Regions from separate parts of the Homo sapiens genome. Here region 1 is linked to region 2. Evidence: chromatin loops called from intact Hi-C (ENCODE). Cell type or tissue: K562. All regions are shown on one strand. Each heading gives the region's core, and the rest is flanking DNA. Links, peaks and the distances in the headings are about the cores only. Region 1 has its middle 16 kb from the start of LINC02222. Region 2 holds the start of LOC124901155 (a long non-coding RNA gene).

Region 1 (12,192 bases), core at 1-8,000, 200 kb after region 2:
TAACTGTTAGTGTCTGCTCAGGTCTCCATAGGCCAAGGCTGGGTGGGGCCTGGTGGAGAACGGGGCTCAGAGGGGCCTGGCTGGAGTCCGGTCCAGGAGGTTCTTTGTCAAGAGAGCGAGTTAACCGGGCCCTGGGAGCCTCCGTTTTTCCTCCCGCATCTGTGAGGAGCAGGAGATGACGTGATCCAGGAGCCTCCCCGCTCCACGAGCGCGGTCCTAGCGGAGGCTGGTCCCTGCCGGTTCCTCGCCACCCTGATGGCCCCCGCCCTGGGAATCCTCCGACCTGGGAGCACCCAGGAAAGACCTCGCGTTCGCACCCGCGCGGGCCCAGGCGCGCCCCGCCGCCTTCTCCCCGCGCCCGGGAACAGGAGCCAGAGGGGCGCGGGGCTGCGGCGCAGCGGAGCCGCGGTCAGGCGGCCCAGGCGGGGCTAGAACAGTGGCCGCGGTGTCCCGGGCCCGCCGCCCGCTCCCCACCCGCAGCCACATCGCGCACACGCGGGCTCTGCGGCTGCCCTTTCTGATAAAGGAGCTCGTCCGGCGCCCGGACTGCGCGCACCGGAGGCCCTGAAGGAGCGGCTCCTGGAGCGCGTCCTGCGCCGGAGTCCTGGAGGATGCCACAGATCCGGAGGGGGTGCCGGGGTCCTGTCCCAGACTCGCCTTAACGCTGCGAGGACAACGACCCCCCAGCCCGCCTCAGGCAGGAGGCGCAGTGGTCCCCTCTGCAAGCTGCAGATTCCCCACCCTGGCTCCAACTGACCACAGGGGAAACCGAGCTGGAAGCGACAAAAACGCCTTAAAAACCCGAGTTCCCGCCTCAGGGTATTGATGCCCTTTACTGATCGTAAAGCCGGCGTGGAACTTTGCAGCCTTGGCTCAGAAACGCAGCTGAGTGTCCTGGAGCAGGTGCGACCAGAGGACATTGGCAGGGGAGCAGGGCCTCCTGGTGGTCAGCGCATGCTGGCCTCAGTGACGGGAGAACCTTAAGGCTGGTGACATTCAGCAGCCAAGCAGGCAAATCAGAGGAGGCTCGGGGTGTGCAGGGCTAATGGGCAAACTGGAGCAATGGAATAATGTCTTTCCTCTCAGACAGGGAAACGTTTTAAAAATAGATAACACCAGGCAGGGCGCGATGGCTCACGCCTGTAATCCCAGCACTTTGGGAGGCCGAGGCCAGCGGATCACGAGGTCAGGAGATCGAGACCATCCTGGCCAACATGGTGAAACCCCATCTCTACTAAAAATACAAAAAACTAGCCGGGCGTGGTGGCGGGGGCCTGTAGTCCCAGCTACTCGGGAGGCTGAGGCAGGAGAATGGTGTGAACCCGGGAGGCGGAGCTTGCAGTGAGCCAAGATCACACCACTGCACTCCAGCCTGGGCGACAGGTGTGACTCCCTCTCAAAAAAATAAAAAATAAAAAATAAAATAACACTCAGGGCTGGCGGGGGCACACGGAAACTGGCACTGCCATGAACTGCCAGAGGAGAAAGGAAAGTGGATGCTGGCCCTGGGAGAGTTTTCTTGGTTTGTTTTGTTTTGTTTTTTGGGTTTTTGTTGTTGTTGTTGTTGTTTTTGCAGAGGCAGGGTCTCACTATGTTGCTTAGGTTGGTCTCGAACTCCTATCCTCAAGCAATCCTTGTGCCTTGAGTTCCCAAAGTGCTGGGTTACAGGCGTGAGCCACCAGGCCCGGTCCCTGAGAGCCTTTGGGAACTAGGAATCAAAAGTCTTTCTCTGGGGTGGGGCAGGGGGTGCGGTGTACATGTGCAGGGGTTTCGAAACTTTGTGGCTTGGCCGTGGATCTCATGGCGTGAGAGTCTCACCTCAGTTTCATGGGCGAGATTGGCCCTTGTGGAGTTTGAGTCCAACCCAGAAGAAACAAGGAAGCCTGGGTCTTCTCCAAGTGTTGCAGCAAGCTGGCCTGGGGTCCCCCCAAAGGTAGCCAGAGACAAGCCCAGGATCACCCAGTCTGCAGCAGGGTGCAAAGGTTTGGGGTCCCCCCCAAAGGCAGCCAGAGCCAAGCCCAGGGTCCCCCGAGCATCAGCAAGATCTACACCTGGAGTCCCCTCAAAGACAGCCAGAGTCTAGCTCTGAATCCCCAGAATGTCAGCCAAAGCCAAGTGAGGAGGCACCACGGTGTTCTCAGGGCCAGGGAGAACCAGCCTCCACGTGGGCCCAGAGTACAGAGGAGCTGACCCGGGGGGTGGGGGTGGCATGAGCACCTATACCCGGGCCCAGGATCACCAGAGCCTTACCCCAGTCAGCAGGTGCCGAGTTCAGAGCCGCCACGGCCAGTACGGGAGCTGACACCCAAGGCACCTGGCTCCCTGCCGGGGTCAGCAGGAGCCAAGCAAGCTGCCTCTCCGCTGGGGAGAGGTAACAGGCGGCCATGAGGCAAAGAAATGAAAACATTCTTCAGCTCAGGCTCCAGTATCCAAGAAGTCGAAGGAGGAGGAGGAGGAGTTTCCTGTAATCCAGACGGGAGGCCCAAATTGGGATGGGTGTGGAAGGACCAAAATCTGACTTTTATAACATTTCCATTCGCCCAAAAAGAAAACTCAATGCCCGTTTGCACAGTCAGTCCTCATTCTCACCCACAGGCCCTGGTAACAACAAATGTACTGTCTGTCTCTATAAATTTGTCTTTTCTGGACATTTCTTACAAGTGGACTCTTACAGGCTGGGCGCGGTGGCTCACACCTGTAATCCCAGCACTTTGAGAGGCCTAAGCGGGACGATTGTTTGAGCCCGGGAGTTTGAGACCAACCTGGACATCATAGCAAGAACCCTGTCTATACAAAAACATAAAATAAACAAATTAGTCAGGCATGCTGGTGCACACCTGTAGTCCCAGCTTCCAGGGAGATTGAAGTGGGAGGAAGTTGAGCCGGGGAGGTCGAGGCTGCAGTGAGGCATGATTGTGCCACTACACTCCAGACTGGGCGACAGAGCAAAACTCTGTCTCTAAAAACAAACAAAAAACATAGTACATTCCTTGGAGGGAAGCCAATAGATTGTACAGGAGCAAGAACCTCTTTCTCATTCACCCCTCTATCCTGAGTGCCTGCCATATAGGAGCAAGATAAATAACTACAGAATGAATAAGTAAATAAGTACATGCACGCAGCACTCCACAGAGAGGCTGGCTCGCAGTCAGCATCCGTCCAGCACAACCACCATGACTGGAGCTGCCACCTGCTCTGAAGAGAGGTTCTCTTCTCTGGTACAAGCATCCCACCACAGGTGGGAAAGAAGAAGACTGGCCCTCTAGCCACACCGAGGTCGGCACGGCTTTTCCTGTAACTACGCTCTAATTTCTCCTGGTGTGCTCTTATTTTCTATATGTGTAAATTATGTGAATTTAAAATTGCATGCTAAAGCCGCTCATAAGGCCTCACTTTGTGCACAATTTTTGAAGATAATATGTCTCACTTCAAATTTTTTTAAAAAAATTATTTGGAGGAGTGATCTTAAAGATGACAGGTCTTAGGCGTATAGACACGTGAATTTAAAATTGCATGCTAAAAACCGCTCATAAGGCCTCACTTTGTGCACAATTTTTGAAGATAATGTGTCTCACTTCAAATTTTTTTTTTAAATTACTAGGAGTGATCTTAAAGATGACAGGTCTCAGACGTGTGGACACATGGCACAACATGGCCACACGGTGTCGCCATGGAAGCAGTCAGCAAATTGTTGGCACCGTTCCTTCCTCAGTATCTTCAATCCTGGCAGCTGTGTCCCAGCACCTCACTTCTGCAAGTGCTTTCCGTGGGCACACTGCTTTTTGGCGCTTATCACAGTGAGAGATGGGCATGCTTTAAGTAGCAGCGCCAGTGCCAGAGCTGAGAAACTCAAACAAGTCAATGTCTGAGAATCTGTGAGGTAGAAGACACAAGGTCGTGGAGAAAATGAAAGACGGTCTTCAAGTGGAAAGGTATGACACACACACACACACACACATACACACACACATACACATACACACATATACATACACACACACATACATACACACACACACATACACATACACACATACACATACACACATACACACACATACACACATACACATACACACATACACATACACACATACACATACACACACATACACATACACACACATACACATAGACACATACACACATACACACACATACACATAGACACACACATACACACACATACAATACACATACACACACACATACACGCACACACACACCCCCCTAAGTGAAAGGTTAGTTTTGATAAATGTACATATAGAATTGTGTAGGTTCTTCAGAAACACATTGCTTCAAATAAAATGGAACCATCTTGAACCTTTGGCGCATGGTATCTGACTCTGTCCCCAGAGCCAGGAAGAAGGACTCAAACCTTGTTTCCCACAGAGCCCTGGATGGTTGAGGATGGGCTCCTATCCCCAGGGGGGCCAATTTCAGGAGGAAGGAAGTCAGTCACAGGCGTGCCCTGAGTTGTGGGGATGGAATGAGGTTGGGCCGTGGGGTGCTGTCTGAGTCTTCCTCTTCCTTCATTCAGAGGGGCACCCTGAGCCCGGGCCAGCAGCTGCCCTGACCACAGGGCAGATGGCTCAACTGGCAGGCCCCCAGATTCATTCCTTGTAGCCTGCCTGCCTCCCTTCCTCCCTTCCTTTCTGCTTTCTCTCTTCTTTCTCACTGGAAGGGATTACACTGCCCCTCTAGTTCTGTCACTTGCCTTTTTCACCCAACGATAGCTCGTGGCCATCTCCCCACCTCAGTACCCAAAAACCAACCAAATTTGCTCCACGGCCATCTGAGAGTCCGCTCTGCGTAGTCTATTATGTGACCAAAGCCCTCCTGGGGCTTTTTCCTCTCTCACATCAATGTGGAGGTTTTGACATTTACACACTACAACTCAGAGGCACAGAAGTTCTTTGTCCATCAATGAATGAAATTGCTGTCAACACTATCCCTCATTTCCACAGATAGTGTCAACAAACAAACTTCTGCCTACAGTTTGTTCAGCTGTTTCTAGATTAGATCGCAGCGCCTCCCAGGATAGCACGGGCTCCCTTGGGTCAACGGCTGGAGTGTCAAGGTTCCCCCCACCCTCATTGTCTCCCTGCCTCTCTGAGTGATCCCAGTCTGGACGTTGCACAGGCTCCCCGAAGTTCACTCTCCAGCACCAGGAAGGATTGGGGTCTCCTCTGTCTTTGGCCATTCCAGTGTGGCCGGTCTGACGTTCTGCCAGGTGTGTGCTGTGGGGACTGGCCCAGAGACCCCTTTCCAGCCTGCCCGGCCTGCACTGAGCAGGGCTTTCTCTGGGAGGCCTCCTTGGGCCTATCGCTGTGGCCATTTCCCTTGGCCCTCAAATGTCTGCTGTCCATGGGGCAGGTGCTCCAGCCGTGTGCTGGGTGTGGGGTTCTGTGCAGTGCTCACGTGATAAGCCTCAAACACACAAAGCACTGCCTCCACAGCCTGAGATGTCCTCCGCCCGCTGTCACACGCCTAGTGTCTTCCTGGGCCAAGGCCCAAGTACTGGGGACACAGAGTCCCTCAGACGACCCAGGCCTCATCTGCCTGCTGCTAGGGTCCTGTCTCGTTCTCTTCTTCCTGTGTCCCTATGGCACGCACAACTTTCCCAGGGGAAATGGCTCTTATGCCATAGCTGCTTCCTTTCCCACTTCATGCCTTCATTTTGTAAACTCTGTGGTCTGAGTCCTCCAAGCTTGACTTTTTCGGAGTTCAAAGCAAAAGTATTTCTTTGTCTACCACCAAGCACTTGCAAATCAAAAGTCTTCCAGTTTTCAGGATGTTTGCTCTGCTCTGCATTTCAGAACATTTAATCTGAAATTCACAGTTGAGTCATTCATCCTTTGTGATCCCCCTTCTCTTTCCCACCCTCCAGCAGGCTAACCTGGGCATGCTACATATGGCAGTGGCAATGTCGTAAGATTGTAAAGGGACAAGGTCTTCACATCGTCACTTTTGCTGAATTAAATTAACATGGCTAAGAGGCCGTTTCTTTTTCAAAGGGAGGAGAAATTGACTTCAATTCCTTTTTTTTTCTTTTTTTTTTTTTGAGATAGAGTCTCTCTCTCACCCAGGCTGGAGTGTAGTGGTGCGATCTCAGCTCACTGCAGCCTCCACCTACTGGGTTCACACAATTCTTCTGCCTCAGCCTCCCGTGTAGCTGGGATTACAGGCACCCGCCACCACGCCCAGCTAATTTTTTTGTATTTTTAGTAGAGATGGGGTTTCACCATGTTAGGCAGGATGGTCTCGAACTCCTGACCTTGTGATCCACCCACCTCGGCCTCCCAAAGTGCTGGGATTACAGGCGTGAGCCACCGCGCCCGGCCCCTGACTTCCATCCTTAACAGGAGAAGCTACAAACACACATTGTAAAAGTGCATGAATATAAGGAGAAGTGAGGCATGGTGGCCATCTTTGCCATCTACCACATTAATAGAAGAGAAAAAATAAAATAAAATAAAATAATAAAAAACTTGATGGATCCTTAAACTGTAAGAAAGAAGGAATAAATGAACCACAGAATGATGAAACAAATAGAAAACAAATAGTAATATGGTAGATGTCAACCCAAATATATCAGTAATTACATTAAATGTAAATGGACTAAAGTCAAAGATTGTCAGTCTGTTTTTCTTAAGCCAAGAGACATTTTAAATATAAGCATACAGCTACAGCCAGTTATGCTATAATACTTGTTTTAAATATTAGGGCCAGGCATGGTGGCTCATGCCTATAATCCCAGCACTTAGGGAGGCCAGGGCAGGTGGATCACCTAAGGTCAGGAGTTCAAGACCAGCCTGGCCAACATGGCGAAACCCTGTCTCTACCAAAAATAGAAAAATTAGCTGGGCGTGGTGGTGGGCACCTGCAATTCCAGCTACTTCGGAGGCTGAGGTAGGAGAATCACTTGAACCTGGAAGGCAGAGGTTGCAGTGAGCCAAGATTGCACCATTGCACTCCAGCCTGGGTGACAGAGCAAGACTCCGTCTCAAAAAAAAAAAAAACAAAACAAAACAAACCGTAAAACAAAAATTAGCTGGGCATGATGGCAGGAGCCTGTAATCCCAGCTACTCAGGAGCCTGAGGCAGGGGAATCACTTGAACTTGGGAGGCCGAGGTTGCAGTGAGCCGAGATCGTGCCACTGCACTCCAGCCTGGGTGAAAAGAGCAAAACTCCGTCTCTAAATAAATAAATATTGCCATTTTATTCAATGCACTGACATATTGGAGGGAATTTGAGCATAATGTGACTTTTGCATTTGTTCATACACGATTTCATTTGCAAAACACACCAAGTGCATGCAGAACATTATGCCCAGTCCAGCTGCTCAAGCAACGTAGAAGTGCGCAGAAAGCACACGCGCACACTTCCAGCTGGGTGTGTGACGAGCCACAGCCGTGCACATTTGGCCGGACAAACTTCCACCCCACCCAGTTTCAGACAACCTCCCTTCCACCACCTCACGGTAAACCATAAGCTACAGCCCTTCCAAAACCACTTTAACAAGCAGCCTTGAGGTCTTGTACAGGGTAAAATGCCGCATTGATTGTAGTGTTTATGTAGTTCTTAACTATTTAACCTGCGTAAACTGTGCTGTCAATTTCTTGGCAACAACTTTATTGAGATATAATTCACATACCGTATACTTAATGTGCCTTTCAGTATATTCACAGAGTGCTGCAGCCATCAGCACAACTGAACTCCTGACCCTGTGATCAGGAGAATGTTTCTGCCACTAGAAAGAAACCCCACACTCTTTAGGTAACACTCCCTCATGCTTCCATCCCTCCCCCACCCAAACCAATAAACAACCAGTAATCTACTTTCTACGTCTTTTCCCACTCTGGACATTTCATACAAATGAACTAGTATAATACGTGAGTTTTTTTGAGACTGGCTTTTTTTTTTTTTTTTTTTTTTTGAGACGGAGTCTTGCTGTGTCGCCCAGGCTGGAGTGCAGTGGCGCCATCTCAGCTCACTGCAAGGTCCGCCTCCTGGGTTCAAGCGATTCTCCTGCCTCAACCTCCTGAGTCGCTGGAACTACAGGCGCCCGCCACCACGCCTGGCTACTTTTTTTTTGTATTTTCGTAGAGACAGAGTTTCATCACGTCGCCCAGGTTGGTCTGGAACTTCTGAGCTCAGGTGATTCGCCCACCTCGGCCTCCCAAAGTGCTGGGATCACAGGTGAGAGCCGCCGCGCCCGGCCCTGACTGGCTTCTTTCAATTAGCATGATGTTTTCAAGATTCCTCTGTTATACCTCATTTCTTATCATGTGAGAATATTCCACCGTGTGAATACGCCACGTGGTATTTATCATTCACTAGTTGACGGACATGTGAATTGTTTCCATCTTTGGGTTATTCTCAATAATGCTGCTATAAGCATTTGTGCACACATTTCTGTGTGGACCTACATTTTCATTTCACTTCTCCTGGATCTACGTATGCCTGTGAGGGAAATTGCTGGGTCATATGGTAACTTGATGTTTAACATTTTGAGGAAGTGCCATAATGTTTCTAAAGTGACCATACCACTTACCACTCCCACCAGCAGTAGATGAGAACTCTTTGATTTCTCCACATCTTTGCCAACAACGTTTATTTTCCATTGTTTTGCTTATGCTCATCCTAGTTGGAATAAAGTGGTATCTCGTGGCTTACATTTGCATTTCCTTGGTGGATAATGATGCTGGGCATCTTTTCATGTGCTGATTTGGCCATTTGCACATCTTCTTTGGAGAAATTATTAAGATCCTTTGCCCATGTTTAATTGGGTTATTTGTGGTCTTTTTATTATTGACTTGTAACTGTTCTGTATAGATTCTAGATAAAGTTCCTTATCAAACATTTGATTTGCAAATATTTTCTCTCATTCCATGGTTTTTTAAATGTATAATGTCCTTTGATGCACAAAAATGTCTTAATTTTGATGTCTAACTTATCCGTTTTTTCTTTTCTTGAATATCCTAGCTAAGCTTCCATTGCCAAATGAAGATTTACTACTTGGCTTTCCTCAGAAGTTTATATTTTCATTTTTACATTTAGGCCTTGAGTTAATTTTTGATCCATTTTGAGTTAATTTTTGTCTATAGTGTGAGGTAAAGTTTCAACTTCATTGCTTATGGCTATCCAGCGGTACCAGCACCAGTTGTTGGAGAGGCCATTTCTTCTCGTGGTGAATGGTCTTAGAAGCCTTGTTAAAAATAAAATGACCAAGTAGAGAATTCTGGGAAGATGGAGGAGCAGGAAGCCTGAGAAATCTCTCTCCTCACCTAGACAATAATACTCACAGAATCTGTCTGTTGTAGCTATTTTGGAACTCTGAAGTCCATTGAAGGCCTGCAACTTCCAGGAAGACTCGGATGGTACATTGTGGTTAATTTTGGTCAGTGAGCTCTTAGCATAGTTGCAGCTGCCTGTTCCCCACCTCTCATCCCCACAGCAGGCAACTGTGCACGTTCCTGGAGCAGCTTACAGATCGATGACAGGAGCCAGGGTAGGTATGAGAGACCCTGTCCTCCAGATATTGAGTCTCTGTTCTGATCACTGATTGCTTCATCTGATCACAGAAGTGCAGACAAAGAGGCAGCAACCCTTGTTATTGCACTTTGCACTTTCTCCTTTTTTCTTTTTCTTTTGAGACGGAGGCTCGCTCTGTCGCCCAGGCTGGAGTGCGGTGGCGCGATCTCGGCTCACTGCAACCTCCGCCTCCCGGGTTCACGCCATTCTCCTGCCTCAGCCTCCTGAGTCGCCGGGACTACAGGCGCCCGCCACCACGCCCGGCTACTTTTTTGTATTTTTAGTAGAGACGGGGTTTCACTGTGTTGGCCAGGATGGTCTCGATCTCCTGACCTCGTGATCCGCTGGCCTCGGCCTCCCAAAGTGCTGGGATTACAGGCCTGAGCCACCGCGCCCGGCCACCTTCTCCCATTGTTACAAGCCCCTCCCTTGCTGGTAAAGTGACTTCCAGGGGACTTAAAGGACTGGTGACTTTTTCCCCCTTAATTTCTCTCTATTTCCCCTTCTTGGAGCCAGACAATAAAAAGTAGGACATTCAAAAGCAACTGCATATACAGGGGAAATTAGAAAGCTACCAAGCATGCCCAGGGGAAGGCGTAGTTTCAGAAAAGGCCTGAGAAGACCTTAAGGTTACACCTCAAGCTGGTCCTTAGCTCCAAGACAGTCTACAACAATTCCAAAAAAACAAAAAAGCAAAACACAAACAAATACAAAAGCAAAAAACAGCAAACCCTGGAGAAAGGGGAAATTCTGATTTTCAGAGTCACTAAAGTGTTAGATTCAAATGTCCAGTTTTTGACCAAAAAAAAAAAAACAAAACCAACAAGAGTATACAAAGAAACAGTAAAGTATGGCCCATTCAAAATAAAAAATAGACCAACAGGAACCATCCCTGCAAAAGAGCTGGGAGAGGATCCACTACACAAAGACTTCATACCAACTGTCTAAAATATGTTCAAAGAGGCCAGGCATGGTGGCTCATGCCTGTAATCCCAGCACTTTGGGAGGCCAAGGCAGGTGGATCATGAGGTCATGAGTTCAAGATCAGCCTGGCCAAGATGGTGAAACCCCGTCTCTACTAAAAATACAAAAAATTAGCCGGGCACGGTGGCAGGCACCTGTAATCCCAGCTACTCAGGAGGCTGAGGCAGGAGAATTGCTTGAACTCAGAGGGCAGAGGTTGCAGTGAGCCAAGACCGGGCCACTGCACTCCAGCCTGGGTGACAGAGTGAGACTCTGTCTCAAAAAAATATATATGTGTATGTGTGTGTGTGTGTGTGTGTGTGTGTGTTTTCAAAGAACAAAAAGAATCTGTGGAGAGGCCGGGTGCAGTGGCTCACGCCTGTAATCCCAGCACTTTGGGAGGCTGAGGCGGGTGGATCACCTGAGGTCAGGAGTTCGAGACCAGCCTGACCAACATGGTGAAACCCCATCTCTACTAAAAATACAAAAATTAGCTGGGCGTGGTGGCACACTCGCCTGTAGTCCCAGCTACTCAGGAGGCTGAGGCAGGAGAATCGCTTGAACCTAGGAGGCAGAGGTTGCAGTGAGCCAAGATCGTGCCATTGCACTCCAGCCTGGGGAACAGGGTGAGATTCTGCCTCAAAAAAAAAAAAAATCTGTGGAGAAAGTCAAGAAGATGTAAGAACTAAATGGAGGCCCAGGCGCGGTGGCTCACACTTGTAATCCTAGCACCTTGGGAGGCCAACGCGGGTGGATCACGAGGTCAGAAGATCCCGTCTCTACCAAAAAAATACAAAAAATTAGCTGGCCGTGGTGGCGGGCACCTGTAGTCCCAGCTACTCAGGAGGCTGAGGCAGGAGAATGGCGTGAACCTGGTAGGCGGAGCTTTCAGTGAGTCGAGATTGCGCCACTGCACTCCAGCCTGGGTGACAGAGCGAGACTCTGTCTCAAAAAAAGAAAAAGAACAAAATGGAAATGTCAATAAGGAAATAGAAAACCTAAAAAGAGCCCCCCAGAATTCTGGAACTGAAATGCACAATGACTGAGAAGAAAAATTTACTAGAGACGGTTTTCACTATGTTGACCAGGCTGGTCTTGAACTTCTGACCTCAGGTGATCCACTTGCTTCGGCCTCCCAAAGTGCTGGGATTACAGGCATGAGCTACCGTGCCCGGCCTACATTTTTTTTTTTTTTTTTTTTTGAGACAGAGTCTCTCTGTCACCCAGGCTGGAGTGCAGTGGCACAAACTTGGCTCACTGCAACCTCCACCTCCCAGGTTCAAGAGATTCTCTTGCCTCAGCCTCCCAGGTAGCTGGGACTACAAGCGCCCAACACCATGCCCAGCTAATTTTTTTTGTATTTTTAGTAGAGACGGAGTTTCACTATGTTGGTCAGGCTGGTCTTGAACTCCTGACCATGTGATCCACTTGCCTCAGCCTCCCAAAGTGCTGGGATTACAGGTGTGAGCCACTGCTCCTGGTAAACAAAATTTTTAAATGACAGAAGTAAGTCCCTCTTTATCAGTAATTAAGTGTAAATAGATTAAATGCTACAATCAAGAGATTGAAAGGGTAAAAACATGATCCAATTATATGCTGTCTACAAGACACTCATTTTAGATCCAAAGATACAAATTTGAAAGTGAAAAGATGGAACAGGATATTCCACAGAAACAGTAACCAAAAGATTG
Region 2 (14,021 bases), core at 477-8,476:
GTCCTGGCAGGTGTCCTGGATGTGCTCAGGTGATCCTGTGTCGCCTCCCTGACCTGACAACCCATCCACTAACCAAGTGCCCCATGATGTGCCCTGTCTGGGACGGTGCCAGGTGCCATGTCTATGAGATACAGATGAAATATCACGTTTTCAGGATTCAAATTTTCCATCAGATTGTGCTTACGCCTGTGAAGTAAAGTCCCGCAAGCTGAGAGTTTCGGATCTCTAACAAAAGATGCAGTTCAGCTGCCATTCTTGGTACCCCAGCACCCTCCCACTCCCACCACACACACACACACACACACACACACCCTCGTTGGCCTGACCTTCAGCATGATCACTGCCTGGCTTCGGGCAGAGCCTCTGTCAGTCGAGTTGCTACTGCCCTCAAGGGCAGTACAACTTCATATGTACACTTCATAGTGTGCTAAGACCCTGCACTTAATACAACATAGTATAATCCCTTATATGTCTACAGGCTGTGCTACTAGGGAGCTTGTGGTCTGGCTTAAAGTTTTATGACCTCTGAAAAATTTAAATGTACTTGGACATGACAATAGCCAGACAGGTCAATGTAACTAAATAGGTGGCCCATGACAAGCCCTTTTCTAGATAATGATTTAATACGATAAATTAGTTCAATGGGGAAGTTAAATGAGTAAATGGTAATGGGGCAATCAGTTCTTCGTAGGGAATGGAAACTCATGTTCCAAAATAAATTCAAGGGAGACTGTTGTAGTTTGAAAATATTTCCAGAAATTCTTTTATATTCCTGCTTTGAAGAGTTGGAGTTTAGGTCCTTTCCTTGAGTGTGGGATGGACTTAGTGATTTGCTTCTACTGGAGTAACATACGGCAAAAGCGACGGTGTGCACCTTCAGAGACCAGGGCATAAAAAGCGCCATGGTCCAGTGTCACCCTCTCTCTTGGATCACTTGTCATGCCATGAGGACACTCAAGCAGGCCTGTGGAGGGACCTGTACTATGAGAAACTGAGGCCTCCCACCAGCAGCCACGGGAACGAGCCAATTTGGAAGCAAATCCTCCAACTCCAACTGGGCTATTTCTCCAAATGACTGCAACCCCAGTCCACACCTTCAGTACAGCCTCGTCAAAGACCTTGAATCAGAGCCACTCAGTTAATATGCATTCAAATTCCTGGCCCACATAAACTGTGAAATAATAAATGTTTGTTGTTTTAAGCCACCGAGTTTTGGGGGCAATTTGTTATATGGTAATAGTTCATTAATTAAAAGATCAAAGGGAAAAATATTTTAAAATTAATTTTAAAAAAAACAGAACTGGGCCTTGGAGGAGAAAGGACCTCTAAACTTTAATGAAGGATTCCTGTATAACCTGAATATGGGTTTTGCCAGCCCACGCAACAAATGAGGCCACATCGGCCACGTCATTGGATGATGCCAGCTTGTGGGCCAGAGTGGAGTGTGGCCATAGGGCATCTTTTCCCCTTTTTGAAGTTTCCTGACTATGGCAAGACTGCCAGTATTCACCAAATATCCACGAGATCTTCTAAGCCCTGGCCTCCTTTGCAGTTAGAACGGAGCTGTGTGACCTGGTTCTGGCCAAAGAGAGGTGGTTGTAAATGACGTAATTGCACTTCTGGGCCTAGCCCTTAAAGCATCCCATGGGGTCTTCCAGCCTTCTCTTCTCTACAGTGGCAATTCTGAAGGCCACACATTCCAGATATTATGGCTGCAAGACAGAAGAGAGCAAACTGACTTACAATGAAGTTTACGTGAAGAACAAATAAACCTTCTTGTCTTAGGCCACCGGGAGGGAGGGTGTATTTGTTACTGCAACCTCGTCTAACTATGCTGACTACACCATTGCGCTTTTCTAGCATTGCTGGGTCTTTGAGGTATTCCATGTGTCCTCCAGGGCCAGTCCAGATTGTGTGTGTCTACACTGCTGTCACCTCCAGTTTAGTAACAGTGCTTTGTACTCGGGACCCTGGTGCGCACCACACAGGCAGATATGAACGTAAGCCTTTCTTGTAATTTTCCCTTAGTCCAGTCACAACCAGACCATCATGCTTCAGAAGAGCTATTGTTCGGAGAATAACCTGCCACAGGCTACCTTCCACACCCACAGACCCTGGGCAGTCCCGTGGGGCCCCTACGGGGCACTCCCTGCCAGCTCCTGACCTGCTCCCTCAGTGTTTCTCTGGACTCCGACACAGCCAGACCCAGAGAGAGGGAGGGGTCAACCACTGACCCAGCTAAGGCTGCACTTTTCAAGTCCTCAGATCCCGCCCCAACATCTTCCGCTTCCCAGGGAGATAGAGAAAGGTGATCCACTCCCCTCAGGAAGACACGGTACCTCCGGGAGTGTGACCACAGCAACACCAATCATGAAAACTCAGATAGTGCATACTGTATGGCGTCATAAGATCTGAGCCTCAAGACTGCCCAGCTGTGAGTCCTGGGACAGTTTTCTTACCCTCTCTGTTCCCCCATCTGTAAAATGGGGATGTATGCAGTGCTGTCATCAATGGGTTATTGACAAGATTCAATATATCAATATGTATGTTCTAAGTGCCTTACATATGCTAATTTAATTTTCACAACTCTGTGAAGTAGGTATTATTATTACCTATATTCCAGATGAGGGAGCAGAGACCAAAGATTACACAACTGCCCAGTCCCATAAGAAACCCAGAGCCCAACACAGATTCAAGAAAATACCTTGGAGCAGGTGCCATTTTTCACCAACTCTCCGTCCAAATTAGGGAAAGACAGCTCCTTTGATTTTCTCCTTTCCCAAGGTCTTATGAAACTGTGAGTTAATCCATGTGTACAAGAGGACATCCAGTTCTCTTTCTTTTAAAACAAAAATTTCCTCCTCCTGCCAAGTTGGCAGAGGCTTGTAAGGGTGGTGTCCTAACAGCCTCCTGTTTGGTCTTGGCACTCTGTGGCTTGTGAACAACAACCAGAGATGAATATATCTACAGGAGGAGAACAAGCAGCTGGGCTTGAACCAGCAGGTGCCCAGGCCAGAGCATTTCAAAGATGTCAAAGATCACAGCCTCAAAACTACCAGCTGTGTGTCCTGGGACAATTTGCTTTCCCTCTCTGTTTCCCCTTCTGTAGAACAGGTATATGTATGTGCATATATATATATATATATATATATATATATATATATATATACACACACACACACACACACACACAGTGCCTTCATCAAAGGGCTGTTGAGAAGATTCAATGTATCTATATATATAAAGCATTTAGAAGAGTGCTTGGCACAAAATAAGCCCCATAAAATTTCTCGCTGTTGTTGATTATCATTTTAGATGTAAGTGTCAGTCAGAACTCCTGACACAGACATCTCCCTTTCCACAGGACCCAGAAATGATAACAGTAGGAGGCTGCTTGCTCCTTCTAGACCTTTTCCCAGGGACTGTGGGTTATCCCTTAAGAGCCTCTGGTAACAGGTTTCTCCAGATTCATCCCACGGTCCCTTCCAGCTCAACAGCGCCACCTGCCACACAGATTTTACACATCCATGTAAAGCTTGAGGGATGAAAGGAAATTGTTGGTGTTAAAGGGCAAGCAGGAAAGAGAACAGCAATTGATGGCCAATTCAAAAGGTGAACTTCTTTAATAAAGAATGTGTTCCCACAATGGACACAAACTCTACAAAAGGTACCGAAAGACTTGATGTAAGGACAGGACAGGCAGTCCCTGGGAGAGATGGCTCAATTGGGTGACACACATGATAGAAGGGTAAAGAAAATTAAACAACCAGACACTATTTGCTGCCTACAAATTTAGAGAAAAAACAAACCTGCCACAACCCAATCCTGGGGAGGTGAGTGAGTAAAGAGCTTTTACTTATAGTTGGAAACTTTATAAATTGAAATACTCCTTCTTGAAGTAGTAGTTTAGCAATCTGATGCAATTTAGGATTATTTATGTTTACATATAATTTTTGAATAAATACTATATTCTCGTGGTTCAAAATGCAGGAGTATAAAGACGATATGCACTGAAAATTCTCCTTCCCACCCTTCTCTTCCAGCCACCCAGGTGCCTCCTCACCGACAGCCCCGGTTAGTGGTTTCTGGTGTGAACTTTCAGGAACATTTTTATGAACATACACAAATATGTACACATTCATTTCACCCTTTCTTATGCAAATTATAACATAGCTTGGCACATTGATTTCTTTATTTCACATGCATCTTGGAGATTTTCCCATACCATTTTATAAAGAGGCCCCTCTTCCTTTTTTATGGCTGAAAGTAGTACATTGCATGCTGTTATGGGTTGAACTGTGTTCCCCCAAAATTCGTATGTTGAAGTCCTAACCCCAGATACTTCCTAATGTGACCTTATTTGGAAACAGAGTCATTGCAGATGTATTTAGTTAAGCCGAGGTCATGCTGGAGTGAGTAGTTTAGGGCCCTAATCCGATATAACTGGTCTCCTTAAAAAAGGGAGAAATTTGCACACAGGCATGCATGCAGTGAGAAGGCTGTGTGTGATGGTAAAGGCAGAGACTGGGTGCTGTGTCCACAAGCCAAGTGTAGCAGGACAAGTCGCAGACAAAACTCCTCAGACACCGGATTAAAGAAGGAAGAGGTTTTTATTCGGCCGGGAGCATCGGCAGACTCACGTCTTAAGAGCCGAGCTCCCCGAAAAAGAAATTCCTAGCCCTTTTAAGGGCTTACAACTCTAAGGGGTTCACGTGAAAGGGTCATAATAGATCAAGTAAGCGTGAGGAACGTGACTGGGGGCTACACACATCAGCTAACAGAACAAAAAGTTTTACAGTGCTTTCTCACACAATGTCTGGAGTTTACAGATAACACCAGTAGTTTTGGTCAGGGGTTATTATTATTATTATTATTATTATTATTATTATTATTATTTTAACCACCAGGGCCAGGTGGTGGCGCCAAGGTCGTCTCGCTATCTTCTGTTTCTTTCCAACTCTGTGCTTTCTCCCTTTTCTCCTGTCTTATAAACTAGGGAAAAGGGGAGGTTGGGGAGAAGCTGGGAAGGACAACAGGAGAAGTGGTGGTCTCCGTCCAAAGGAACACCAAGGATTTCCATCAAACCACCAGCAGCTAGGTACAAAACGTGGAACCGATTCTCCCTCACAGCCTCAGAAGGAACCAAACTTGCTGACACCTTGATCTCAGACATCTAGCCTCCAAAACTGTGAGACAATAACTTGTTCCTATTTAAGCCACATTGTGTGGGGTACTTTCTTACAGCAGCCCTGGAAAACTAATACACGTGAATGTACAATAATTTATGTAATCACGTCTTTAGTTTGGACCTTTAGGTTTTCTCCATCTTTTACTTTAGACACACTATTGTGAATAACCTTTTCACACACCATTTCATGAGTGTGTGACTATACCAGCAGGGTAGACTCGTAGAGGAGAATTGCTGCGGCAAAGAGTACGTGCACGTCCATCCACACCGCACGCTGCCTTCCCTGGAGGTGAGGTCCGTCAACACCCCACCAGCGGGGAAGAGTGCTTTCCCCACCATGCTGTCACCACCACAGCGTGGATCAAACTCAGGATCTTTGCCATTCTAATAAGAGAAAAATTGTATTTCCATGTAGTTTGGGCTTGCATTCTTTTTTATTTTGAATCATTTGTATAAGCTTTCCTGTGAGCCCATTTTTCCACTGGGTTGTTCAGGTTTTCAATTTTGGAGAAGCTCTGTGTATCAGGGAAATTTGCCCTTTGTGATATAACATGCAAATATTTTTTCCCAGTTAGTCATTTGATTTTTTTACTTTTCTTGTAGTGGTTTTGCCACACGGAAGTATTTTATTTCTATGTGTTTGAATTGCTCTATCTTTACTTTTACAGTTTTTGGATTTTGCGTTATAGTAAAAAGGAAAGAAAGAAAACAAAAACCCTCCCTCAGTCCAATATGAGCAAAGCAATCTCCTGCAGTTTTTTTTTTTTCTTTGTAAAATTTTATGGAAGTGGGAGCAGCTGCCAGGATGGTTGGTGTGTGTGCATTTCACAGTTCAGTCTTAGATACACCTGGCATTCATCCTGGTGTAAGGGCTGTGGTTTGAATCCAACTTCATTTTTTCCCCAATGCTTCCCAGCTGTCCCTGTTCTGTCTTTGCCACTAGTTTGAAATGCTAGCTTTACCAGATGCCGAATACCCATGACTGTTTAGGTCTATTTCTAGACTTTATATGTATGTCTCAGAATTATACCAGCTTAATTATTAACGTGCCTTAATAGTGCCTTGCGTCATTCATATTTTTATAGGCATTTTCTAGCTAGAAACAAGCAAGAGTCTGTTAAATTTGTCCATGTGAACTTTAGAATCAGTTGTGGGTTGCCAAAGGAGATTCTATTGCTAGCTTTTATCAGGATCATGACAATTATACTTTACAAGAAATGACTGTTCTGATGTCAAGTGTTTCCATTCATGTGAATGGAACATCCAAGAATCTTTCCATAAGTTTAGTTCATCCTCTATGTCCCCAGGAGCACTGTAAATTTTCTTCATATGGGTCTTGCACGTGAGTCATGAATTCCTGGGCATTTGGTCTTTTGTTTGTTTCTATTGTAAATGTAGTCTTTCCTTCCATTATTCCAACTGTAGTTTCTATATAAGGAAACTTGATTTCTATATGTTAATTTTGAAAACACACCTTACAGCATTCTCGTTTTTTCTAGTTTTTTCAAGTTAATTCTTGTGAGTTTTCCAAAAATGAAATCATATCTGCAAATAAGACAATTACACCTCTGCTTTCCAATGTTTATATTCTGACTTCTTTTTTCTTTGTTTAATCCAGCTGCAATGGGAAATAATAGTACTGATGAGTAACAACCTTGTCTAGTTCTTTACTCTGATTGTTTCCAGTGTTTACCTATTAAGCTTATTAGTGTTTCTAATTCCCTATTGTTCTTATTTTAAGACTCTTAAAAATGTCTGTCTATTGAACCAGTGATTCCTCTTCTTGTCAATTATTCCAAGGAAAATACGATGAAAGCGTTCTGCACGCTACTATCTAAAACAGCACTGATTTATTTTTTAAAAAAGACATACTTAGAAAAAACCTCTGTGAGTTATACAGAATAGTTAAGGAGACTGTAGTTTAATGGAATATCACAGAGAGTAAAAACATGAAAAATGCTAATGTATAATATTATTTGTAAAAATGCTATATAAAAATACAGATATAGTATGATTATGACACTATCTGAAAAACACTCACAAACTGGTGATAGAAAAAAGTTTACTAAGTTTACTAAGTAAGTTTACTAAGTTTACTAAAGTTTACTAAGTAAGAAAATTTACTAAATTATGGGCTGGGTGTGGTGGCACATGCTTGTAATCCCAGCACTTTGGGAGGCTGAGGCAGGGGGATCATTTGAGCTCAGTAGTTCAAGACCAGCCTGGGCAACATAGTAAGACCTTGTCTCTATTTTTTTTAAAAAAAGGAAAGTTTAGGCCGGGCGCGGTGGCTCACGCCTGTAATCCCAGCACTTTGGGAGGCCGAGGTAGGTGAGTCACCCAAGGTCAGGAGTTTGAGACCAGCCTGGCCAACATGATGAAACCCCATCTCTACTAAAAATACAAAAACTTAGCTGGGCATGGTGGTGTGCGCCTGTAATCCCAGCTACTCAGGAGGCTGAGGCAGGAGAATCCCTTGAACCTGGGAGGGGGAGGTTGCAGTGAACTGAGATCGTGCCACTGCATTCCAGTCTGGGCAACAAGACCAAAAACTAGTTTACTAAATTAAGAATAATTTTTCTGTTTTCCAGATTTAACATAATGAACTGATATTATGGTACAGTGGGAGGAGAGATTTTATTTTAAAATAAATTTGCCATTGGGCATGGTGGTTCACACCTGTAATCTCAGTACTTTTGGAAGCCAAGGTGGGAGGATCACTTGAGGCCCAGGAATTTGAGACCAGCCTGGTCAACACAGCAAGACCCTACCGCTGCAAAAAAAATTAAAAAATTAATCTGAGGCCGGGAGCAGTGGCTCACGCCTGTAATCCCAGCACTTTGGGAGGCCAAGGTGGGCGGATCACCTGAGGTCAGGAGTTTGAGACCAGCCTGGCCAACATGGTGAAATCTTGTCTCTACCAAAATACAAAAATTAGCCTGGTGTGGTGGCATGTGCCTATAATCCCAGCTACGTGGGAGGCTGAGACAGGAGAATCGCTTGAACCTGGGAAGCAGAGGTTGCAGTGAGTCGAGGTCGTGCCACTGTACTCCAGCCTGGAGGACACAGTGAGACTCCATCTACAAAAAAAAAAAAATATTTAATCTGGATCTAGTGGTTCACACCTATAGTCCTAGCTACTCAGGAGGCTGAAGCAGGAGGACTGCTTGAGCCCAGGAGACTGAGGTTGCAGTGAGCTATGTGATCACACCACTGCGCTCCATCCTGGGTGACAGAGCAAGATGCTGTCTCTAAAAAAAACAAAAATAAATCTGTGACCAAATTCAATGGCTAAACACAGAGTTGGAATTAAGCCCTATGGGCTTAGCTCAACATTAATTTGTACTTAAACCACTCCAAAGGGAGGTAGATGAGCCAGCAAAGCAAGAGCAAACCCAGACAACCTCACTGCTGCACCTATTGGCCTCCTAGAGCAGTGCTGTTCAATGGAAATGTACTGTGAGCCATGTATGTGACTTCTGATCTTCTAGATGCATTTAAAGTAAAAAGAAACAGGTAAAATTCATTGCAACCATGTATTTGATCTACCCCAATATAGTCAAAATATTATTTCAGCATGTAATCAACATTAAAAATTATTAATAAGATAGTTTACATTCTCTTTTCCTAAGTCTTAGAAATGTGGTGTGGATTTTACATTTACAGCACATCTCAATTCAGACTACCATAAGCTACATGTGAATAATGACTGCCCTACTGAACTCAGCTCTGATGTGTAGATATCTCTAAAAGTGTTAGAAAGGCAAGCATGTGTCTGTGTCTGTGTCTGTGTCTGTTGTCTGTGTGTGTTATGTAGACACAGGCCAAATGAAAGGTGCCTGCAATATAACAAGGCTCAAGGAGGAAAAGCCGTCATCTAAAATCAAAAGGATCCGACAGGCACGGTGGCTCACGCCTGAATTCTAACACTTTCAGAGGCCAAGACAGACGGATCACTTGAGCCCAGCAGTTCAAGGCCAGCCTGGGCAACATAGTGAGGCCCCATCTCTACAAAAAAGACAAAAATTAGTGGGGCTGTTGTGGCATGCACTTGTAGTCCCAGCTACTTGGGAGGCTGTGGTGGGAGGATCCCTTGAACCTGGGAGATCGAGGCTGCAGGGAGCCATAATCATGCCACCCTGACTCCAGCCTGGGCAACAAAGTGAGAGCTTGTCTCAAAACAAATAAATAATAAGATAAAATAAAAAGCATCTGACTCAAGATGATTTATGTGGGTTTCCCATAATCCCTTCCACACACACACCACCTTTCATTGAGCGAAGTGTTCCAACCCAGATATGAATATTTTTCTATCTTGCTGCCTAGAGGTAAAAACCCAGTCTTTGCCTACCATGAACCTTTAAGGGCAGCTTTAATTCTGGAGGCCTGTGAGGACCACCTGAAGCTCCTTCTAGAGCTGTGCTATCCAATAAGGTGGCCATTAGCCACATGTGGCTATTTACATTAAATGTAATTAAAAATTCAGATCCTCAGCAGCACTACCCACATTTCAAGTGCTCAACAGCTGCATGTGTCTCACTATCCTTTGGGGGCAGCTCTAACTCCCAATCCTCTGCTCGCTCTGGGGCTCTCACCTAAAGCTGCAGACCTGGGCCTGGGGCTCTGCTCCTCCTTAGGAGTCGCTGCTGCCTGCTAACTCGCCCAGACGTTCTTCGAGGTGGGTGGGGTTGTGGCGTGAAGCCCAAATGCCGTCAAGGGTCTTATTGCTACAATGAAACGCCCATTCCCTCTACTTGAGTGAACACAGTGTCTCAGCACCCACATGTATAAAAATGAAAAATAGGCGTCGAGCTGATGCCAAACACCGGCTCACCCCAGCAATATGTAAAATTCATTCAAATAATATAAATAATTTGAGCTGTAAAACAAAATCCATCTCATTACAAGTTGTGCTTCCAAAGCACTTCACTTTTTGTCTAAGAATTAACAGTAAACATTTTGAAATATTTATATAATTTTGCTAATAATCCAGAAAATAACACTAAGAAAAAATGTAATCTACTTTCGTTACGGACATATATGCTAGGATAAACAATAAACAATAAAACAATGCATAGAACTATTTTACACTAGGATAAAATTCAATGAGGCACATAGAATGAAAATATTTTTACAGTAGAATAAAAAGCCGGTGAGGGACATAAAAGTTCAAGGAAAAAAACCCTAAAAGATGTAAAACTTATGACTGTTAAAAGTGGATAATACCAAATCTTCAGGGATTTAGATTCCATTGGATACACTTGAAAGCAATTTTGTTCTTAATATTAACAGCATGCCAAAAATATACCCTTTGCAATTATTTAAACTTAATATGAAAAATATTTAGATGTTGCTGTTTTTAAAAAAGGCTGACTATAGCCAATAACTTAGTTGTATATTTAAAAATAAGAATATAATTTGATTGCTTGTAACACAAAGGATAAATGCTTGAAGTGATGGACACGCCATTAACCCTGATATGATTATTACGCATTGCATTCCTGTCTGTATCAAGATATCTCACGTACTCGACAAATAGGGACACCTACTATGTACCCACAAACATTAATTTAAAAAAAAAAAAAAGGTCTTCAAAGTCATTTTAGGCCCTGGGTTTGGAAGCCGACACCGGCGGTGGGGTGGGCAGGGGGCGAGGTCGCTGCCAAGCTGGCGCCCCGGGTGGGAGCGTGGCCCGGTCCCAGGGACGGCTCCAGGGGCGCGCTCCCACTCCGCATCCCCAGTGCCTAACCGGGGGCGCTTCTGGTGCTGACGACCAGGAAGGGCTGGTGCTCTCGGGCCAGCCCCCAACCAGCTGAGAAGGCAATGGGTCCCCAGCCCAGCGCTGTCCTGCGCCCCTCCCGGATTCCCCCATTTCCCGCCAGGCCCCCACTTCCGGGAACGTCCCCGCACCCACACCTGGCAATGAATCACGTGTTCAGGAACCAGGTAGGCAGGTATTTACTTTATTACCTGTGCCCCTCCCCCAGCCTACCCCAGAAGCTAATGGGCACGGAAACAGAAAGCCCCGCCCACGGCCTCCTGGCCGCGCCTGGAGCGCGCGCCCTGCAGCTGGTCCTCAATAAATAGCCGAGGAGGCGCTCCCCTCCCTCCCTCCCGCCGGCGCCGTCGGCCCGGACCATCGAGTCAGTCCTCCAGCGTCCCAGAGAGGGCGCGGAAGTGCCCCAGGGCCGGCGCGGGTTCTTCCGGCCGTGCGGTCCGCGCTTTTGTCCCGCTGGCGGCCGGGTTCCCGCGGCGCCGCCACAGCCAGTACGTGAGTCCGCGGCCGCCCGCGCTCCCGCCCCCGGCCCTTGCCTGCCACGCCCTCCCCTTTTTGGCCGGGTCTTGGCTGCTCCGCGGGTCTCGGGCGGGATGTGGGAGTAAGCGTGCCCCCTCCCCGCACATGTCTCAGTGGGTGCGTTTCTGGGGAGCGGAGGGGAGGGAAGACCTCGGGCAGGCAGAGGGGTGCAGGGCGCGCCCCTGGAACAGACTGGGCTCTGTGTGGGCCACAACTGCGACGTTTGAACGGACCAGCGTCATGTTAGGTCTGCTCAACGTTCCGAGAAGGGCCAGGGCCCCGCTCCGGTGTTCCTCAACTATTCATCCCTGTTTTGGATGGGAGGGGATCCCTAAAAATTAGCGCTTCAAAATACCCACCATTTCGTGCTCCCTCTGCAGTTAAGTTTGGTACTCTAGGACTTGAGAGTGATTGCGAGGGCAGAGAGACCTCTAGGGGTGATCTGATTCGACCTTCTTCCCCTCCGCTCCACCCCACCACCTTTTTTTCTTTTTTTTTTTTGGTCGGTGAGTGATGATGATAAGCTCCCGCTGCAGGTGTGAATAGAGACCCCGGAGGTGCGTCCTAGCCCTCATCTGGGGAAGCGCACCTGCATACAGACGGGTGCACCGGGGAGGAGGCGACCTGCCGCGTGTTCCTGCAAGCAGAAAAGGAGTTAACTAGGTAGGGAGAGGAAGGTCGAAGAGTTTCTTAGACCCAGGGGACAGCCTGCGGGAACCCAGGGGTGGGACGGAAAAGATCACTGGGGAATGCCAGGGCTGGGTGTGCTGCTCTAAGACATTTAAAGTAGTTGGCCAGCAGGAGCATTTCTTTGTGAAAGCTCAAGGCTTAAAAAAAATAATAATATGAAATATGTAATATATTCATATGGCTGGGATATTAAAAATATAAAAAGTTACCAGTGAAAGATTTCTTCCCATCCCGCTTAGGTATCTTCCTAGGCCCTACCCTCTTAGGTAACCACTTTTGTTCCTTTGTATCTTTTCCGAATTTCTGCAAATACTGGCAAATATAACTAGTTAGTTCCCCCTTTTTTCACACAGGTGATAGAAATCCTTCTAACTCCTTGATTCTTTCACTTTATCTTACTGGTCTCTACATGTCAGAACACAGAAGTTGTGTTTTGTTTCGTTTTGTTTTACAGAGCTGTGGTAAGTATTGGATGGGCCATTGTTTGGATGTTTTCGATGTTCTGTCCTTTTTTAGATCTATTCGGGGGCATTTGGGTTGTCTCCAATTTGTTGTTACTTCAAACAATGGTATACTCAATACAGTGTATTAGGGTAGGGATTTTTACAGAAGAAACTAAACAGCCGTTAGAAAATTATTTTTTTACATTAACTCAACCAGTTATTGGCAGATTGTTACATATGACAAGTCGTTATCAAAATCACTGATGTAGAGTGTTTAAAGAACAAATAAGACGTAAGTAGTTCTTCCCTTCTGAGACTTGTCCCTATATTTAGTGTTACACTAGCCTAATAGACTAATTGTGTCAATGACTCCAAGCCAGTCCCTGCCGGGTTTGATTCAGAAAATCAGCCTCCCTTTTAGTATCGCCTTTGCTCACCTCCTCCCCTACGACAACTAGAAATCTCTTCTCCACTACTTGGCATGAGAATGTTCTATTTCAGTTTTTTACTTTAAGGAAAAATCACCTTTCATTCTTATTTCTATATTTAAGCAATAGAACCAACTCACGTTAATCATATACATTCCTAATATTCATAAGACAAATGCAACAGTAGCTAGAACACAAACCATATTCTCTTCTCATCTGCATATCACTTCTCTGTTCCTTAGTCCCATCTTTCCTTTGTACATTTTGCCCCTCCTAGGTACTCTTTGTTCTGGGTTGGTAAGCATTTTGTCACTTTCTCTTGTCTTGTTTCCTTTCTTTGCTCATCTCCAAATCAAAGACAGTATCCAAGGATTTAAGGTGTAGAATCCACGCGTGAACCTTGAGGTGGTAGATTGTCTTGTGGAATATGGTTGGACTCTGCAAATTGAAAGTCGTTCCGGGCTAGTTGCAGTCTGTTAATAGGAAGGGGTTTTCGGCCAGAGCAGGCCACGGCTCCTCTCTAACGAGTTGTCTCGGCTCTTGAAAAGTGGCTCCTGAGTCTCGGAGGCAGAGACAGCAAGAATGTAGGGCCGGTTCTTAACTGTTTGCATTCACTTTTCTAGGCCTTGGCGATAAAGCATGAACAAGAAGCTCGGAAGAGTGCCCAGAGGTTGTTGGTCGTATGTAGTTTGGAAGGAGTGGGTGGCGTTCTATGTCTGACGCTTTTGGCTGATGTAACCAGGCTATTAGACTCATGCTGCGTGTTGAAAACTGGTTAGAAAGGGCTTGTCCATTCAGCCTTTAGAACTTTTAAGAAATTCAGGAGTTTCTGGGTCTTTATATGGAAGAGTTGTGTTTTGGGGGTAATTCCTTACTTGTGTCATCAGGGACACATGACTTAGCTACCAAATCAGTCTTGATTGGATTATAGTGACTTACTCCTGGAACTCCAGGACTCAGTCCTGTCTTGCCTCAAT

What was found. Peaks named below come from ENCODE experiments on the same cell type or tissue, not always from the same donor. Only the 100,000 strongest peaks of a DNase experiment are listed, where the experiment ranks them.
Region 1: a loop joins it to region 2, with 3 times the contacts of the local background. A loop is called at or near these places in 1 of 110 quality-filtered maps.

The regions. Positions count from the first base shown.
Region 1 is chr5:180,662,216-180,674,407 of GRCh38, reverse strand. It overlaps the pseudogene LOC100420514. Among named protein-coding and RNA genes, the nearest start is that of LINC02222, 16 kb to the left of the region's middle. In K562, for the core only: CTCF peaks have their summits at 933 (motif pointing left) and 3,646 (motif pointing right); a DNase peak (open chromatin) is centred at 3,647; H3K27me3 peaks cover 2,502 bases.
Region 2 is chr5:180,858,653-180,872,673 of GRCh38, reverse strand. LOC124901155 (a long non-coding RNA gene) reads right to left here and starts at 2,900. Exons shown (of 2, transcript XR_007059089.1): 1 at 2,705-2,900; 2 at 1,308-1,712. ZFP62 (ZFP62 zinc finger protein) reads left to right here and starts at 11,398. Exons shown (of 2, transcript NM_001172638.2): 1 at 11,398-11,455. The coding sequence starts at 11,455. RefSeq lists enhancers at 10,355-11,261, 11,739-11,818 and a silencer at 11,189-11,638. In K562, for the core only: a CTCF peak has its summit at 3,503; a DNase peak (open chromatin) is centred at 3,473.